Regions from separate parts of the Mus musculus genome. Here all the other regions are linked to region 3. The links are chromatin loops, found by intact Hi-C in ENCODE. Cell type or tissue: heart. All regions are shown on one strand. Region 1 overlaps Rtkn2 (rhotekin 2). Region 2 overlaps Arid5b (AT rich interactive domain 5B (MRF1-like)). Region 3 has its middle 61 kb from the start of Gm51770.

Region 1 (2,500 bases), 91 kb before region 3:
TGGGCATCAGAATGTAACCAGAACACGTTATTAGGAAGTGTACTAGTTTATGTACACTCAAAAGAGGGTGTCTCTGTATCTCCCTGAAAGCTAGCTAGCTGCCGACTGAACATCCTTGGAGACAAATCCTTCACATTGGTCGTTAGTATTCATAGCTACCTCTTTATTTTAAAGCTCAGCTGTTTTCGAAAGACATGATGTGTTTTTCTCTCGGCAGGGATTCGAGTTCTGAAAATAAAGAAGGAGAATCCTGCAGAGGAAAGATCGCCCTGTCAGGTATGCTGCAGTGTGTCACTGCGGGTCCCTGAATATGTTTATAGACTGACTATTATTGCAGGCCTTGTGCATTCTGTATTTCCAGCAATCCAATGTTTAGTCTAACTATTTAATCATTATGGTCTACAATTGCATGGAACTTCATGGATTGGGGAAACTCTGTCACATGCTACACACATTGTGTGGGTTTGTCTTCTCTTCAGGCACTCGAGTGAGTGGAAGGTGTGTTCAAGTCACTTGCTTGCTGTTGAGCGTTGGAGAGCTGGGCTGCAAACCCACAAGGGTTCTCTCTCTGTCATTTCCGTTTGGAAAGGCGGTTCAAGCTGCATGTTCCATGGTGGTTTGGCCCATGTTTGGCCACTGTCACTGGGCTGGGCTCCTCATGGTTGCTCAGTGAATATCAGGTAGATGACTGGCCACTTGCAGCCGGTAAAATGCAAACTGCCCCAGCCCCACCAAGTTTTCCATTCTGCCCAATTCTTTTCCTGGCTCTGTCTTCCATTACACAAGCCACGTGATTTAGGCAGATTTTTCCCCCACTTTCTCTTGTCAACAGAGGCCTTGATTGAGACACCTGATTGGGTTGTGCAATTGTTTCATTTCCTCCATTCCCTCCCATCTTTGCCTCTGCTGGAGTGGCATTTCCTGTCAGCAGAGCGAGCAGGCACCTTGCCACTAGATGGCGCTTAGGTTGTCGGTCTCAGTTTCTCCAAAATGGTAGCCCCCCACCCCTTCCGTACCAACCCCCTGCCACTAGATGGCGCTTAGGCTGTCTCATTTCTCTAAAACGGCAGCCCCCCACCCCATCCACATCCCCGGAAGAAGTGGCATGGAGATGCCACACGATTAGCATGGCTGGCTTGCAGATATCTCATCGCGACACCCTGCAAACAGCCTTGTGGCCTGAGCTGAACCCCCAGTAATAGCTGGTGTATCCCACTGGCCAGAGCAAGGTAGAGCGCCTGCTATTGTGTCCCCTGGCCTGCTGAGGGACTATTCTCTCTCTCCATCGCTCACAGCCATGGTACTGAGTTTTATTTGACCTCACTGGCAAAATTGGAGAAATTGCCCTCAGTGTGTGTGTGTGTGTGTGTGTGTGTGTGTGTGTGTGTGTCGGGGGGGGGGGCAGGGGGAGCACCTCAGAAAATTATATGAACTTCATAAAATCCTTTTGCCTGTTTTGTGGTTATTTGCGTTCACGATCAGCCTTCCACTTGTGGCTGACGTGCCCTCAGCGTGTCCTGTGTCCTGGTCTCCGTCTTGTACTTGTGGCTGACATGAGGCCCACTGCTTTGCCTGGGCCTTTTAGCTGTGGAACAGAGGACGTTTGCAGACTCCTCTCTACTGTGCCTAAATACATCCTAACATGCATAGGTAAATGCTGGAGAACTTCAGAGATTTCCCACCACCACTAAAATATTGCCCTCTTCCCTTGCTTCTAATAAGGTTCCACTCTGTAGGCGAATGGGGTAGGTGACCTGGTCAGTGAGTTCGGTGACTTAACATTGTCTGTTGTCCTGTGGAGACCGCTTGTTTACTGCCACCACGTTTAGAAGAGTCTTGAACAAAAATATTTAAGGTCAAGGATGACTTTTCGTGATCTCAGATACCTTTGGACAGAAGCCAAGGTTAGCTTTTTTTTTTTCTCCCCAAGACAATTTGAAGCCTAATTAAGGCGTGAACCCCCGGGAGATGGGACACCCGTGTCATTAGCATCATTAGCATGATTTCAGCTGACTGGACATTTTTGCAGCCCAGTTTCAGAATGTTTCTAAGATCGCGCTGTAAACAGGACAGACCTGGATTTTGAGGTTTTCACTGACCAGAGCTTCCTAACTATACAAATAACAGGTCCATCCCATCCTTCCCGCACCAGGTGATGCGGGGTGGCTGGTGTGTGTTTTCGCCTCCCAGTTCAGTGACTAGACCAAACTGGTTACCCACAAACGGTCAGCGGTTTCAGTTTTTTGTGGGTTTTTCCATCTTTCTTTCTTTTCATATGTGTACGTGCGTGTTTGCATGTGTGTGGATGTGTGTAAGTGCCTGTGCACATGCTAGGCTTCCGGAGGTTGTGGCATCCCAGTCCTGATGTCCACACTACTCATTTTGATGCAGGGCCTGTCAGTCACACCCACAGGTCCCTGGTGATGCTTAAGTCTCTAGAGCCAACTTTCTTTGGGGACCCCCTGAGGTGTCGGCCACAGCCACCGGACATGCACATGGG
Region 2 (2,500 bases), 58 kb after region 3:
TCCTCTCAGAAGAAATTTATTTGGATTATTTACTGTTCAGGATACCCAGAGGCTTCAAGTGTGGCGATTGAAAGGCCAAGAAATAAAATCCTTAGCAAGTTAAAACACATAGCTTGTTATTAGAACCATTTCTGGCTTTGTTAGAAAACTCTCTATTGCCCTCTTGTGGTATATCAGGGTGATGCGCAGGGATGACCACAAAAACCTCAGGAACTAACAAGAAAGTTTACTCAAATACAGGTAAGGCACTGATCTCTGAGGGAGAGACACAAGTGTGAACCACAACGTTAGGCTGTTTTTATATGTACCATAATTTACATTTAGTAGGCCTCCTTCACGATGTCAGGTGCTGTGAGGTCAGGCTGGTGGGGCCTTTATATGGAAGTTTAGAACAATGTATTTCAGGAACATAACGGAGTCACTGTATCTATGGCCATAGCTGTTATAATTTGTAGTCAATTGAGTTTAACGAATTTTATAACTGTTAAAAAAATCATGCCCACATTTTAAAAGTTCCTTCATAACCAAAAATAGGCTGATACTCCAACTGGTTTGGAATTACAGGAACCGAGGAAAGATGTCTTGAATAACTCCCTAATATGGAAGAAAAACCACTAAATACAAAAAGGGCCAGTTCATTTGTTTCTAACAATAGGCAGTATAGAGAAAGTTGGAATTTATAAGACCAAGGAAAGGAATAGGCTGCATCATTCCATGTTTAACAGTAATAATAATAATAATAATAATAATGATGATTTCTAAAATCTAGCTTCCAAATTCAATAATCAATTATGCAATTTGGTGTTTAATTTGGTTTTAAAATTGTATTTCCAATCTCTGCTTTGTGATTTTGGATAATTTCTTGCTGTATGGGCCTGTCCCCCCCCCCCCCCCAAAGCAAACAAACTTGGAATTAAAACAAACCCTGAGCGGCTAAAAGAGCTGAGGGATCCAAAACTGCAGAGCCCGGGACACAAAAGAGCAAGGCCTCTGTCCTCCGATTTCCAGCCAAAGCACCAAGCACCGGCCCTCCAAGTCTTTTTAAATAGAGCTGCTTCCCCGCCCAGCATGAACCCAAATGTTCTGTAATTCTAAGATGGTTTTAGGAACAGATTTATCTTGACTTGGCCTCAACTCCAGTTTTTGTAGCAACAGTTGTTTGGTTTTCGTCTTTGAATTGACAAAGTCCTTAAAGTAACTCTACTATAAAATTAAACAGCTGTGCCTTCTTTAGCCAAACATGACTGCTGTCTTATTTCTGTGTGTGCTGTGGTACGAGCTGAACATGCTCTTTCTTCTGTGTCCTCTCACTAAAAAGAAAATTCCAAAAGGAATTCTCTAGTGAGCCTTGCTTCTCTTTTAAAGATAATAATAATAACAATAACAGCAATAATAGTAATAAATAGAGGGGTGGTATTTGCTGGCCTCTGATGCGCATCTATTTGTGAGCACAGGCGTTTACACACAGGGCTCTTGCTCAAAGGGCTTTTGTTTAATTCCTATTATGATAGGAAATATGACACGCTGCCCCCCAGTAGAATAACAAGCTTGTGTGGCAGAAAGACAGACATGACTGCTGCTCTTGCAGATGGGAAGAGTGAACAGCTTTAAATGGTGGCAGGGAAAGCAAAGAAACGTTCACAGAGGCCACGATTAAATTTAGAATTTGACTCCTGGCCCAGGTCTTGAACCAGAACCATGTGAAGGCTCTCATTCTTTGGGATCAACAGAAGGAACAATTTGAAAACATTCTTTTGGCATTCTTAAGCATTGCTTTGGGCTCAGGGAAGTGAGGGTAGGGGCGGGGCCTGGACACAATACAAAGCTTCTAGGTGCCACACCTTGCCACATAGCTCCAGGTATAGACAACTAGATCTAGGCTGCCTGTGTTCTAGGAGCTCACAGAGGCTAGAGTTAATTGAGAACTGACACTTGGCACGGGGGCTCGAACCAGAACCACGGGAGAGCTGTCATTCTTTGGGACCAATAGAACAATTTGTTCTAGGTTTGAGGGTTCTTGTAAACCTTGCTCTAAAATGCAGAGAGAGACCTGGTAAGACATGAAGTATGGGGAGCCACGCTTGACAGACCAACTGGTAACAGAAGACCATGGTGAGGAGCTAGAATATTGATAGCTCTGTGACTGCTGAGTTCTTCTGGGTAATTTACAGAGCACCTCCATTCCACAGCTTCAAGAGCCGGGGAGATCGTTCAGGTTGTAAGGGGTTTGCCATATAAGCACAGAGGCCTGAGTTTAGATCTCTGGAAATCAGTCAAAAAGTAGGGTGTAGTCGTTGTAGACCTGACCCACCCTGCAATCCTTCGGTCACTTCTCCAGATGTGTGGGGGTGCCTTTGTCCACAGACACTCTCTCGGGTTTCTTGTACCCATCACGTATTGTCTGTCTCAGCAGACTCTTAAAGAGATGGTAGGTGCTTGATGTACGGTGATAGAACTCGCAGAACTCTGTATTGAGTTTTGAAACCAGTGCCTGTCACTT
Region 3 (2,500 bases):
GTTCCTACTATCCTGATATGTCTGGAATAAGCTTTTCTTGGGCACGGTTTAATATTATTTTAATATAGTTTGAATAAATAATTTGTGTATATAATTTCATCTATTTATGTAAACATGAGTGCATCTGTCTGAATGTATATACCTGTGAAAACATCTGCCTTTGTAGCCGGGATCTTACTAAGCTTTCTGCATCTTGGCAATAAGATGACAGAGAACTCATAAAGAACGCTTTACCCATTCCTAGTCTTCAGTTCTTTGAAACGGTTCTAAAACTATACAAACCTGGTGCTTTTTGGACAGGAAATATTTGCGTGCCAAGCAAATCTTTAATTCTATGGGCTTCAGAACATTTTGTTAGTTTTTTTCCCCACCTTAGGAAAAAAAATATGTTTTAAAAATCCCAGTTCTCTAAGCTTGATTCTAATAAATTAAACCATCCGTTGGCTCTGTTTTCTTTGCTAACACTATTTATTGAGAACCTCTCCTTGTATTGTTTTTCCTCTTTTTTGTCTCATTAATTCTCAAATTGCCTTAAAAGGCTGAGACCTGGAGGTTTTGGGAGGATTCAGTTTGGGGAATTTTAGGGCTGAAGAGGGGGATGATGGAGAAGAGTCTAGACAAAATGACCGGATGAAGGCTTAGCCACCACGACAGGGCCGCATGTCTCATCCTGACAGGTTAGCAAGATCTCAATAATGCCTTGTTTTTTCACAGTTGTCAAGTACAGATACATGTCATGTTTACCATTTGTTTACTTTTCATTTTTGTGGAAATAAGTATCGTACTTATGTCGTGGATTTCTATGAGGGCTAATGATGAATGGAGACCTCTGCCCCTCCCCCAATCCAAAACCAAACCAAACCAAAGCAACGTTTTAAGCAGTGCGGGTAGTGTGCATGGTCAGATCATTAATTACTCCAGTCGTCACTGCATCAGTGAAGTGACAGGCCCAGGCTTGAAAAAAACACCAAAACATGGTTGTCAGTAGACTTAACTATACAAGATGCTGTGCCCCACCCCGAGGGCCTTGCTACCGGGCAATCTATCTCATGTTGGCGGTTCTCTCGGCTCTACAGTGAATGATAAGCTGCCATAGAATGAAGTAGGGTGACTTGAATGTGGCTGTATCTAGCACGTTACAGACTTTCTGAAAACTGAGTTTATTCTTCCCATCATTAGATTTAACCAAAAAAGTCGGGCTGGAGCCAGAGGCCATACCCGTGAGCACCTCCTAGTGGTTGCTTGTTCAGTGACTGACTTACTCCTTAAGTGAGAATTTAACTCCTGCAGTGTGTAAATCCACAATGAAATAGAGCATCACCATTCATGAATTAATTTCTTCTTTCTTTTTTGGGGGGGATGGGGAAGGAGAGGCACAGTGTCATTGCTTTACTGTGTTGGGGAGACACGGAATATCTGCAGTTAGTGTAGCCAAAGACAGATTGGCCATCTGGCTTTTCTAGATCTTCATTGTCCCGTTTGATATCCCGCTACATGTGGCTCCTCAAATGTAACGGACAGAATTCAGCACTCAGTTCCCTTGTCACAGTGGGCACATTTTAGGGGCTCAGTCACCACACTGGCCGTGAGACATGATATTGGAAAAGACTTCCATAAACATTTCTACCACCCCACCCCCGGGAAGTTATACTGGACAGTTGGATCCCACAGCGAGTCAGTAACAATGAATGCAGTGGGGATTCTGAGAAGAGACCTGAGTGACCACGAGGTGGCTGGCTGAATGCCTGTGGTTCTGACCTATACACGAGGCAGCTGGCTGGATGCCTGTGGCCCTGGAAAAACATGATTAAAAATAGTCTGCTATTTCAACAGATGCTTCACAATGTTAATTCTGGTAACTTGCCCAGAGGTCCTTGAATTCAGGAATTCTGAATCCATGTAGCACAAATTAATGCAATTCATTTATCTATCTATCTATCTATCTATCTATCTATCTATCTATCTATCTATCTATCTATCTATTTATTTATTTATTTATTTATTTATTTATTTATATTTTTGTAGATCAACCTTATGGCTCTCTCTTCTCTTACCCCACTCCTGACCACTGGTCATTTCCAGCTCTTCCTCTCCACTTAGGCTTACTGTAAATAACCACTCAGACCCTGATCGCTATCAGCTGTAAAACATTTGTTCTCTTTGGCCGTTTTCCTGGAATGTATCATTAGGTATTTTCATTGCTTTTGTGCCCCAAGTGAATCTTTACCAAAGGTATTGTCCCGTTCTGACAACATTTACCAAGCAAACCTGATTTAAAAAAAAAAAAATCATGAAGTTTCCTGTTGTGCTTGAATCTCATCTACAGAGGCTCAGTGTGGTGCAGAGGGATAGATATCCTTCTGCTGTATGCAACCAAGCCACAGTACAGGATGAGATAGACGTGGGTCAAAGTCATGGTCAGAGGACCATGGGGCTAAGGGTCCTTCCCGTTAGAAAAGGGATGGCAGTCAGGGAGGAGAGGGTGGGAAGCACAGCTATG

Evidence for each region. A loop is a pair of places that touch in the nucleus more often than their neighbours do. Peaks named below come from ENCODE experiments on the same cell type or tissue, not always from the same donor. Only the 100,000 strongest peaks of a DNase experiment are listed, where the experiment ranks them.
Region 1: it touches region 3 in a loop (3-fold over the local background); 6 of 42 quality-filtered maps call a loop at or near these places.
Region 2: it touches region 3 in a loop (3-fold over the local background); 10 of 42 quality-filtered maps call a loop at or near these places.

What each region holds. Positions count from the first base shown.
Region 1 is chr10:67,997,348-67,999,847 of GRCm38, forward strand. Rtkn2 (rhotekin 2) reads left to right here. Exons shown (of 12, transcript NM_001359319.1): 3 at 218-276. Among named protein-coding and RNA genes, the nearest start is that of Rtkn2, 19 kb to the left of the region's middle. In heart, CTCF peaks have their summits at 952 (motif pointing right) and 1,154; a DNase peak (open chromatin) is centred at 1,024; H3K4me3 peaks cover 465 bases; H3K27ac peaks cover 701 bases.
Region 2 is chr10:68,146,871-68,149,370 of GRCm38, forward strand. All of the region lies in intron 4 of Arid5b (AT rich interactive domain 5B (MRF1-like)), which reads right to left. Among named protein-coding and RNA genes, the nearest start is that of Gm51770, 3.0 kb to the right of the region's middle. In heart, no CTCF peak of the experiment used is centred here; DNase peaks (open chromatin) are centred at 191 and 1,011; H3K27ac peaks cover 82 bases.
Region 3 is chr10:68,088,598-68,091,097 of GRCm38, forward strand. No RefSeq gene overlaps it. Among named protein-coding and RNA genes, the nearest start is that of Gm51770, 61 kb to the right of the region's middle. In heart, CTCF peaks have their summits at 1,229 (motif pointing left), 1,430 and 1,768; a DNase peak (open chromatin) is centred at 1,734.